Linked DNA regions of Homo sapiens: all the other regions are linked to region 1. A link is a contact called in ENCODE Hi-C or POLR2A ChIA-PET data. All regions are on one chromosome and are shown on one strand. The core of a region is the stretch at or near the end of the contact, and the rest is flanking DNA. Distances in the headings are between cores, read along the strand shown.

What was found. Hi-C counts contacts between places; a loop is a spot of excess contacts on that map. ChIA-PET counts read pairs that join two places held with the same protein, here RNA polymerase II (POLR2A). Pooled maps may share reads with other maps.
Region 2: a loop to region 1 is called in a map of aorta, with 4 times the contacts of the local background. The contact joins two enhancer-like sites. A Hi-C loop is called at or near these places in 2 of 168 maps with a recorded cell type or tissue (aorta and ascending aorta) and 7 of 50 pooled maps.
Region 3: a map of GM12878 shows a loop between it and region 1 (2.3-fold over the local background). The contact joins two enhancer-like sites. A Hi-C loop is called at or near these places in 2 of 168 maps with a recorded cell type or tissue (both GM12878), 7 of 37 single-sample maps with no recorded cell type and 4 of 50 pooled maps. POLR2A ChIA-PET finds 5 or more read pairs at or near these places in 1 of 52 experiments (GM12878).

Annotation. Positions count from the first base shown.
Region 1 is chr10:44,299,434-44,303,097 of GRCh38, reverse strand. The region is part of intron 1 of LOC124902544 (a long non-coding RNA gene); the gene reads left to right. Among named protein-coding and RNA genes, the nearest start is that of LINC02881, 8.5 kb to the right of the region's middle. RefSeq lists an enhancer at 1,189-2,388. Within about 2 kb of position 1,562, at least 2 of the 41 ENCODE cell types and tissues checked have a DNase peak (open chromatin) inside an H3K27ac peak, as active enhancers do.
Region 2 is chr10:43,964,250-43,967,913 of GRCh38, reverse strand. The region is part of intron 4 of LINC00841 (long intergenic non-protein coding RNA 841); the gene reads right to left. Among named protein-coding and RNA genes, the nearest start is that of LINC02659, 54 kb to the right of the region's middle. Within about 2 kb of position 2,018, at least 7 of the 41 ENCODE cell types and tissues checked have a DNase peak (open chromatin) inside an H3K27ac peak, as active enhancers do.
Region 3 is chr10:44,008,932-44,012,595 of GRCh38, reverse strand. No RefSeq gene overlaps it. Among named protein-coding and RNA genes, the nearest start is that of LINC02659, 98 kb to the right of the region's middle. RefSeq lists an enhancer at 1,700-1,779. Within about 2 kb of position 1,652, at least 5 of the 41 ENCODE cell types and tissues checked have a DNase peak (open chromatin) inside an H3K27ac peak, as active enhancers do.

The DNA of each region.
Region 1 (3,664 bases), core at 313-2,812:
ATGTGATGTATTATGTTTGTTTGTTTGCATATGTTGCATGTGTATGTTTATTTGCATTGCCCCATCTTTGCATCACTGGGATGAGTCCCATTTGGTCATGATGAATGATCTTTTTAATGTGTTGTTGAATTTGGCTAGCTAAGATTTTGTTGAGGATTTTTGCATCTATATTCATTAGTAATATAGGCCTGAAGTTTGTTGTTGTTGTTGTTGTGTCCGTGTCTAGTGTTGTTATCAGAGTAATGCTGGCCTCTTAGAATGAGCTTGGAAGTACTCCCTCCTCACCATTTGTTTTGAAGAGTTTGAGTAAGATCGGTATTTATTCTTTAATGTCTGGTAGAATTCGGCAGTGATTCAATCTGTTCCTGGGGCTTTTCTTTGATGGGATATCTCTCTTTTTGGCTCTAATCTTCCTAACAGGGGAAATTTTAACCTAGGAACATGATGCTTTCTATTGCTACTTTGTTCAAAGCCTAACAGTTTAATGTCAGCGGTAGTAATGATGACAACAGCAGCTGACCTGACTGAGCACCCCCACATGTGACAAGACACCATGCTAAGGGATTTACATCTCTTAGCTCCTCGAACCCTGACAACTGCCTTGTTTTCTCATTTCACACATGATGAAACGAGACTCAGGAGATTCAACAACTTGAGGTTAACAATGTGCCTAAGGTCACATCATAATTCTGGTGGGATGCAGCTTCCTATCTCCTGTAAGTGGGCCATTTTAAGGCCCACCCGGGCAGAGCCCCTCGACTGGCATAACTTAATAATACTCGATTTCAGATAACTTATTAAAATCATTTCACCACAGTAGAGCAAATAACTGTGGTCAATGGTGATGGCAGTGGAAACCTTTCCAGCAACCATGAGCTACTCTTTGCAAATGATCACTCTGGCGGATAATCCCATTAGTTCTCTTCTACCACCTCTTCAGAAATACTCTCACCTCCCAGCACAGAGGCACCTGGGCTGTGGCTTTTCCAGAAATGAAGAGATGGGGATGGGGGCAGGGAAAATAACACTTGATTATCTAAAATATCTCTATTTCTTAATTTTTAATTTATTTGGTGACAGTAATACAGAAAGCTGGAATAATGCCAAGCAGCCATGTGTCATACAACGAATAACTTGTCCTGCTGTGTGCTGTATTAAAAGGACTTTTTGAATGACTACATTATGGACACATTGAGTGCTCTGATCCAGAAGAGTCCATGGTGCCTTCAGACAAGAGCCCTGGGCACCTCTGTAGCAACGTGTCCCCTACTTCTCACTGTCCCCAAAGGTTTTCCTGAAATCCTGCCTTAGATATCAAGGAGGCCATTGTCATGGCCTCCTTCAGCACAGACCTTATTATTTCCTTATTGGAGCTGTCAAAAAATCTTGGGATGGTTCTTTTCTCAAGAATCATCCTTTGACACTTGCTAGTCTGTCCTAGAGCCTAGGAACATTCCCAGCTTTCTGCTCCTTTCTCTCCTTTTGCTGTCTAGGCCTTGCATACCCTGTGCTGGCTCCTGGCTCCTGGCCCTGCCTGGTGTGCTGAGCTGGCACCATCATCCCCTGGAGTCGGCTCAGGGCCAACAAATTTCTGACACAAGGAGATTAATTAGGTCCAGGGAAGCGAGAAGCAGGTGCTGTGAGTCATGTGGCGATCAGCTGTGCTTTCTCTATGATAGAATGCAAATGATCCCACACACTCAAATTCCCAGCATCATCATGACCATCATGACTGATCAGACCATGGCCACAGGGATTTTAACTCCAGTGATGACGGGCAGTGAGGTCAGCTACATCTCAAATCAAGAAAGACAGACAAGTCGGTAAACCAGCTTCTGTGAATCAGAACCATTGACCACATCTAATTCCAGGGAGCAGAGCCAAGGCTGCAGCCTGAGGGCATGTCTGTCACTAAGGCTGGTGAGATGCTGAGTCATTTAGTTTCCAGCAATTAGGCATCTTCTGCTCAAGCAAAAAGTAGCCAGATGACTATCTGGTGAGGTAAGCTGTAGTAATAATATGAACAATCATAATTGATTTGCATTGTGATGCCTACATCTAAAAGTACCTCCATTTATTTCTTTATGTTGTTGTGCATGTATTCATTCATTCAATGGACATCTTTTTGAGCTCAAAAGATGAGGAAACTACTGTGCTGGGCCTTAATGGCCCTTGCCATCAAGAAACTCAGGGTCTCTTGGGGAATGATACAAACACAAGACTCACAGCATCCAGTTAAAATGCCATGCTTTCTGTTATACCAGGCACCATGGAAACACCGTGGGAAGGCTGGAGAACTCTGCTTCTGGACGTGTTCATTCAGGCCCATCCTTGTCTCCACCTCACTTACTCTCTTCACTTCTGGCAGGGCTGAATGCCCTCATTTTACCCAACACCAGGAATCTCCAAGGAACCCCAGAAAGTTGCAGGACCCTGGACTCCTTTCTTGTAGCTAGGGGTCAGGTCAGGCACATGCACATCAGCTGCCGGGGAGGAAGTGGGGTGCAGGGATGCAGACCGGGCTGCAAAATAGCCTCTCAACATCCCAGCCTCTCTGCAGGAGAGATGCTGCCCGTGGCCACTCCAGAGTTGGTGGACCTCATTCATGTCTCCAGGAGAGATAAACGACTTTAACAAAACCCAGCAATATTAGCAAAGCCTGTGGCCAGAACATTTCAGTGAGTAATTTTAATGCCCAGGTGTGTAGCATGGCACAGAAAAACATCTTTGAGGATGGATTAACAACACATTTTGCCATCCCCTGAGAGATTTTACCCTGAACGCACACATCTCTAAGAGATGGTGTGGTCCCTATCATTAGATTGTTATGAAGAATGCTTTAGGAAGTCTCTCCCAGGTGCCAAGGCTCCTCTGGGAAAAGGTTCAAAGGGTGGTGGGCCAGTCCTCTGGGCACATGCATTCCTGGTGCAGACCACCAGAATTGTGCCAGTAGTAGCTAAGGGTGTTAGCAAGTCCTGGTGCATGCCACGGTGCAGGCCCAGGCAGCCAGCCTGTGCTCTTCATTCTGGGACAGTGCTGTCCTGGACTGTCCTTTATGACCACCCCCAGCCTTGGTTCTGCAGTGGGGCATGGTTGTGTGCTGGTGGCAACAAGGACACGCCCTGACCCTCTGCTCCCTCTCTTGTTCTCCTTTTGTTTTAACATTTTCCTCAGATTATAGAATTACCACATGCCAACTATTATGAGCTGAATTGGGCCTTCCCACCCACAAATCCATGTGTTAAAGCCCTAACCCCTAGCACCTCAGAATGTGACTGTATTTGGAGATAGGATCTTTAAAGAAGTAAATAAGTTAAATGAGATCATTAGGGTGGGCTCTCATCAAATTTGACTGATGTCCTTCTAAGAAGATGGGGACACAGACACACACAGGGGGAAGACCACGTGAAGACACAGGGCATCTGCAAGCCAAGGAGAGAGAGAGGCCTCAGGACTCTGCCAGCACCTTGAGCTCAGTCTTCCAGCCTCCACAACTGTGAGAGAATAAATTTTCATTGTTTCAGCCCCCAGTCTGTGGTATTTTGTTATGGTAGCCCTAGCAAACTAATACACCTTCCACAGAAAATTGAGGAGATATACACAAATTTAGATTGTGAAAATAATGACTATTTTTCTAAATCTCTCTACCCAGAGAAAATTTCAG
Region 2 (3,664 bases), core at 769-3,268, 340 kb after region 1:
TTATATGCCAAACTTGACCAAAAAAAAGACATGAGACATAAAGAAGAAAGTAAAATGGCTGACATAAATCCAAACCTATGGATATTAACATTAAATATTAATGGATTAAGCAACACAAAAGACAGAGATTATCAGATCAGACAGGATAAGAAAAACAAGATCCAACTATATGTTTGCTACAGGAGACACACTTTAGATTCAAAGATATAAATGGGCTGAAAGTAAAAGAATGGAAAAGAAATAATCATGCAAACAATTGTAAGAACACTGGAGTGGCCATACTGACATCAGACAAAATAAACTTTCAAACAAAAATAGTTATCAGAGATAAGCAGGGACACTTTATAATAACAATAGAATCAACTCGTGAAGAAGATATAACAATTATAAACATATGTTTCTAACAGAGCCCCCAAAATACATGGGGCAGAACTGATATAAATAATGAGAAAAATAGACCAATACAAATACTTGGCAACATCAACGCCACACTTGGAATCATGGAGAGAACAACTAGACAGGAGATCAAAAGGGAAATAGACAATTTGAACAATAATCTAAAATGCAAAACCTTCATGAGCAGAAAGATCTCCCCATAAGTCCTTAGAAGAAAAATAGCCTTTCGAGGTTTACGTAGAGCAAGGGTAAGAGGGAAATGGGGGTTACAGACCCACCGTGAGTACTGCTGAGCCGGGCACTAGCTGGGGAGTTTATAGTCATTTATCAGAAGCTTCTGGGTCTTACATTTCTCATACATAAAATGAGGTAAAAATGCACCATTCACGGGGTCTTTGTGGGGATTTTGAGAATGAAATACATAAAGGAAATTTATTCCTAGGCTGTGGGATGCTGTCCAATGGAAGATGTGCCAATCCTGAACCTGTCTGCCCTCAGAGCCAGTCCAAGCCCTTTCCCTCTCTGCATTATGGGGATGGGCTTCAGGGAAGGAAGGATTGAGCCTGTTAGACTGTCATTCCTGGCTCATGTGCCAATTGGTTTCTGGTGGGATTCACCCCAGAGAGAGGTGCTAAAAAGAGGGGTAAGAAGGGGGAAGCCAGGGTATTTCTCCATCACCATTTTCCCCACACCTAAGCACTATCTCCAGCAGACTTCCCTGAGGGTCCAGCTCCTGCCAGGGAAGCCAAGACGCCAGCTTCCAAAGGGTGAACCTCGTACCTGGGCCCCATAGCACTACTTACCTCCTTAGTTCCTTCAACCCAGGGAGGGTTGCGGCTCCCTCCAATGTCACTGTGCTCTGGCCTCAAAGTCTTCCTATAACCTGGGCAATGAGAGTCCTCTGTTATAAATACTTAGAGTGACCTCTCTTCTTGGTTGAACCTTGGATGATTAATAGGATTTTTCTCCTAAACTATGAAAAGTTTGTAGGCAGAGATCCTGTCTTCAAGCCAACCAACAGTGATTGGGTTTCTGTAAACTGTTAGACCTTGAGCCAAGCCACAGAGAAGAAGCAGCAAGACAGGGCCTGCTCTACGGAACACAGAACCTTAGCCCTCTATGACCTGCATGGAGCCTCGTGTAGAATAAGCACTAGTGTGCACCTGTTGCTGAAAGCCTATTTCAATTGAGTTAGCATGTGTAGCGTGTGAGCTGTGCACCAGCTTCTCGGCCTGGTTTGCAGACACATTGTATTTGACCTGTGGTGATACCCCATGAGAAACCAAAGCAGCTCACACCATGTAGCGCAGTGCTGTAAGCTTTGCCACCCTGCTACTGGCTGAAACCCTACCAGGGGCACAGCTGGCCAGCGGTCTCCCCATCAATGTCCTGCAACAACCTCCCCAAAACCAAAGTAGAATGAAGATTGGAGAATGGAGTGTCAGGAACACTTATTCATGATCACTCTTGCATTCTGAAGGTGCAACATGAATGTCTCCGAGGGGTGGTGTGGGTGCTCCTCAGCCCCCAGATGAACAAGGTGTCTACTTGGATTTTAACTATAAAGCTGCCCTGTTACACTTTGTAACCTCAGGCACAGAGCCGTGGACATGCATCATAGGGCACTGAATCTGTCCCACATGACTAACAACTTGGGACATCTGAGAACATTTCTGTATTGTTTACACTAAAAGAACATGTATTTTTATTTCATAACACAGAACTGACATTTGACATGTTAAGTCAATGTAAGTCACTGGTGAAGTTCCTGAATTACTGCGGAAGAGTAATTAGTCCCTAGGGGCCTGTCGCTTCAACAATTTGCCATTTATCTTCTTTCAGATGACAATGTGGTTTTTTCTTTTATTTAAATCTTAAAACCCATAAATACCTCTCCACCACCACTGCTTCCTTCCCTGCAGACATACCCAAATCTTGTCCACCTCTGGGTTCAGCCAAGAGTTTGTGGTAACAACCACAAATGAAGCCTCGGCTCTGATGACACTGCTGCTCCTGAAATCCTCTCAGGGCCAATCTTCTCTGAATCAACAACTTGACTTTATTAACTGATAAGATTGACTCTGCTTCACATTCTAGCTTATTCTTGTGTTGTTCGGATCATCCACATGCTTTAACTTAGAGAGAGGGAGAAGTGACATTTTTACCAGATTGGAGTGCACTGCAGAGGCCAGTCTCTGGGGTCACATGCACAGCGGTACGACTTTCCTATTTATGTAAAAAGGAAACTGACTTTTCCCGGTCCTGGCTGTAAAGGCTCGGGACACGGTAGACGGGACGGGAGGTGCCTCGGTGATTTGCGGAACAGGAGGAGCTTTCCCTTCCAAGCTAAACAATAAGTTCCACTTTTTTAATGGCTCTTGGGTTAGAATTACTGACAAATAAGACAGAAATGTAAAAGCCTCAAGTATGTGATTACCTTAAGTCTGGGGGACACTTAAATAGAATAAAGTAACCATTTACTTTATTTCAAGATTTGGGTTTCTTGGTTGTGGGGGATGTGTAAAACATAGTCATTGATTTTAACTTTCCCATCCAATAAATTTACCAATTCAGACAAATTGAAGACAAGGACAGTTTAAATCAACTTAATTCTATAGGAAAGAGTATTTTGAGTATTTCAAATATTTCCAAGTACACACAGTAACTCAAACCAGGCTGGTGAAATGTTTCCTTCCTTAGAACAAAGGGAGGTTTGGTGGTGATTTGGGGATAGCTTTGAGTTCAGAGCCCGGAAGAGTTACTCAGATTCTGAGGCGGTTTCTGACAGAAGGAAAGGTGATAGCCTAACGCTGAGGAGGGCAGTTTCATTAATTGGGACATGTGGGGATGTTGTTGGAGATGGACAGAGGGACATTCAGAAAGACAGAAGCAGAAGCGTGGGTTTCTGAGGAGGGCAGAGTTTCTAAGGTGGTGAACAGAAGAGTGGGTAGACTTGAGCCAACAAAGGAAGCCAGGATCAGGCCATTTTCTCACGGTCACCCTGATGATATTGGGAGCACCTTCAAGATAGGACCCTGCAGGGAAAATGTGTCATGAACGCTATGCAACCTGTGGTCATTTCTAGAGCTCGATTTAATTTTTTTCCCTTGGAAGTTATTGGGGCACTCAGGGTACGCAACCCTGAGTGCACAGGCAGAGGAAGTGAAGCTTGGCCTCACGCCCAAGCACAGAGGACTCGGGTCCCAGGGCTCCAGTGTGGAACTCTGCACGTGGTTGCGGGGTGGGTCACAGGTTTGGAGGCGTTAGG
Region 3 (3,664 bases), core at 403-2,902, 290 kb after region 1:
ACTCTGCCCTGTACCCCACATGGAGATCTGACTTTTCTCATCTCTGCATCCCCGTTTGATTGCTGCCAATCAAATGCCCCTGAGCCCACACACGCCCTGCTATCCAAAGGCGTCTTCTCACAGACCCTCTCTGTGAGTCATCTGGCTCACCCTGGCCCAATGTTGACATCCCTGTGTGTGTCTCATTTTCAAAATCCAGAAGAAAGACACTGCAACTGGTCAATATGGTGCCATATGGAGCTACCCAGCTGGGCAGGGCTTTCCCAACAGGCCACTGACAGAATACCTAAAGTCAGCTGCTTTCCAGCAGGCTCAGACCCACAGTCCTGTCATTTATAGCAATATCATGTAAAAATATATATATATTTTTTGACCTTCGGTGGTCAACGCACTCATTTATACTTCTAGCTGTGTGTACATTGGGCATCAGCGGGTATGGGCATGCAGGTAATCACTCATTAGAGGGGCAAGAGGAAGGTAAAGAACAACCAGCTCCTGAACACATTAAAGCTCTGTTGGGGTCATGTTGTATTTCATGAATCCAGACCCATGGCAAAGAAGAGTTTGCCATAGCCAGTTACAAATTGTTTCTTTTACAATGTTCATTCTTATCAGCAGTTCATGGGAGGAGTGTCTCTACCGCAACCCACCAGGGCAACCCCACACGTGAAGTCAGCATTTAAACATTGGCCAGGGATGCACCAGACCACCCAGGCTCCCACAAGCTCCCAGCCCGGTGCCCACGCTGGCCAGGCCTGTGCTGGCTGGAGCTCTGGGACCTGGATTGGGGCCGCCAAGATGCTTTGAGAGGTCTGACATTACCACTTATTTAACCATGCTGTTGAGGGTACAGGGCCAGAGTGTGGTCTCCATGGCAACTGATTGCAGCATTGCACATATCTGGAGGGAGAAGCACATTTTTAGATGGATGATAGAGGAGGTGGTCTGAGAAAAATGTCCAGATTGTTTAACTCTTTTGTGGCATTGGGAAACTTATTTAAACTTTGACTTCTTTTCCACAAAAAGGAACTATAGATGTGTACATGGATTTCAGTGGAGATTGGTAAGAGCAGTCTAGAATAGTATTTACCCTCTAGAATAGAGGAGGATAATTTGGCAAGGGGTGGCTTCAGTTTCTGAAATTGGCTCCAGTTTTAGAAATGACAGAAAGCAAATGACATCATCCCGGTGGCCTGACAAATACCTTCAACTTATTCCATTATTCTACTTAGCTCTTTAATCTTAAACAAAAGATGGCTAAAACTGTGACTTTCATAGAGTTCCTCCATGGTAATACTACATATGGGTCACTCCATTTCCTTCCTGGGCTAGTAAATACCTCTGCTTTTATGGTGAGGACTTCTGCCAGCTGTAATGAGCTCCCCTGCGTTCCCCAGGGCTGAGAGCAACTGTGTTGGCCCCTAGTGACTCAGCTTCCTGTGCACCTGGTTTCAGGTCTGAGCCCTCAGGGAGCTGACCTGGGGGAAATGGCTCCTCCTTCATGAGATCAGCATGGCTCCTCATGCCATGAGGGGCAGGCACCAAGGCCTGCCCAAGTCTCCTCTGAGCTCACAGAGGGCAGCCCCTGACTGGCTAAGCCAGCCTTATGCCCCATCATGATCATCTGGGCACAGAGCCTGGCCTTCTATGACAGGGACAGAGGGCTGCTGCCAAGAGCTCAGTCCTGGGCTGCTGTCTCTCTGCAAATGGGGAGGAAAGATGTCCTCTTCCAGCCCGTGGAAGCTGGGAAACCTAGCAGATATTCGAATGAGTTCCTAGGACCTAGAGAGCTGATAATCAGGGCTCACAGCTGCTGAACTGAGCTCCCAAGTAGAGCCTCAGCCCAGGTTGGTCCAAGAGTAAAAACAAAGCAGTCCAGAAGACCTAACTAACAGGGAGCTTAAGGGAGCAAGCTAAACTCTACAACACCCTAGGAATTAATACCCAAAATATACATCATGTTAAGAAATAGCTAAAAGCAGTCATGTAGAATTTAAATCTTATCTCACACCTCTTGGAGTAAAATCAAGGTCAGATTTTACTCTGACTTTACTCTTAGATTTTACTCTTCCTCTGTCTTACAGCAGCGAGAGAACTCTGAATGCGCTTGATAGATACAGATGGATATGATTGGTCAGGAATTTGGCAGAATGTCCGTAAGATCAATTGCATGTAGTGCATTGAAAATGCTATGTTCTGGGGTGGAACTGCCTTATTTCAGAATATATGATGCTTGAGGGCTTACAATTATCTGAAAGAAAAAACCCCAGAAATAAGATGTCAACAACTTCATTTTTGTAACCCATATTGATGACTGTGAAAAACTCTTTGGCATCAATAAAACTTGAGTGATTGCCTTTTCCAATTGTCCAAAATGAGAAGCAGACCCAAGCAGGCACATTTCTGCCAAGGGAGATTTCTCTTAATTATCCCTGAACCTCACTGGCTGCAGGGCTTGGTAAACAGCCGCAGCCTCTGCTCTCTGTAACATGACCTCCTGTATAGCACACGCTCATGTGCACAGGCATCTGCACATACATGCACAAAATGCACACCTAAGAAGAGAAACCAGCAGGACCAAACTGGCTTGGAAAGATGACGACGGGACTTGCTAGGTAAGAGTGTGGGCAGAGCACAGGATAGATGACAAATCTTTGCCAAAAGTTTTATAACATGGGACCCAGTTCGCTAAGAGGTCCTCAGCCTCCGTGTTTAGATAAATGAGGGTTTAAATTACTCAAAAGTGACTTGCCTTCTAAAACCACACAGAATTCTTTTTTTTTTTTTTTTGCAATAAAACCTCAAGACTCCCAAATCTCAAAGAAGCAAAAAAGCCATGTCCCTGAGGACTAAAATAGAAAGAGAAGGAAGCGGCAGCCAAGAACATTATTTCCAGCTCACATAGGACCACCCCTCTGTTTGCATACCCGTTATGACTTGGAAAGGAGGTTAAGGGTCCAGTTTAACCCACCAACATTAATATTTTGAGGCCAAGTGGCATCTTCCTGGAGTGGGGGCCGAACAGGCCCGTGGAGAGCGTGCGTTCTTTCTGAACCACGACAAGGCTGCAGTGCCTTCAGTGCTTAAATCCAAGGAGCCAAAGATAATTTCCAAAAGACTGTGCTTTCTAAGGGCAGAAGGTGAAGGGAACAAACAATGCTCCATCTCCCTGAGGACTGGGAAGATTATTAGGTTACCATTTCAAGACAGGAACATTCAGACATGATGTAGTATTTGGACTCAAGAGTGGAAGGCTGAACCCAAAGCAAATCAGTTAAGCTTGAATGTTGGGGAAGTGATTTCTCTTCTCCCAACTTGACTATTTTCTCCCTGTGTTGATTCATTGCATCTACAAACCTTAACACTTTTACCACGTGACTGCTATTTTTCTCTCTATCTTCCCAAGTCCCCTCATTAGAAACCACTGTTGGCCAAACAAGCTAATGAGCGGGACTGTCCTGGCCAAGCCACAGGAGAGACAATTACAGACTTTGACTGCAGGCCGCACACTCACTGGTTCTCATTCTAACCTCCATTCTCTTCCTTCTTTATCCTCCCTCTGTTGGGGTGAACATTTGGCATCAAATGAACCTAGGTACGGTTCTGTGCGCTCACTAGTGCTGACAGTGTAGGCAAGAAACAACTTTCTGAGCCTGTTTTCTCA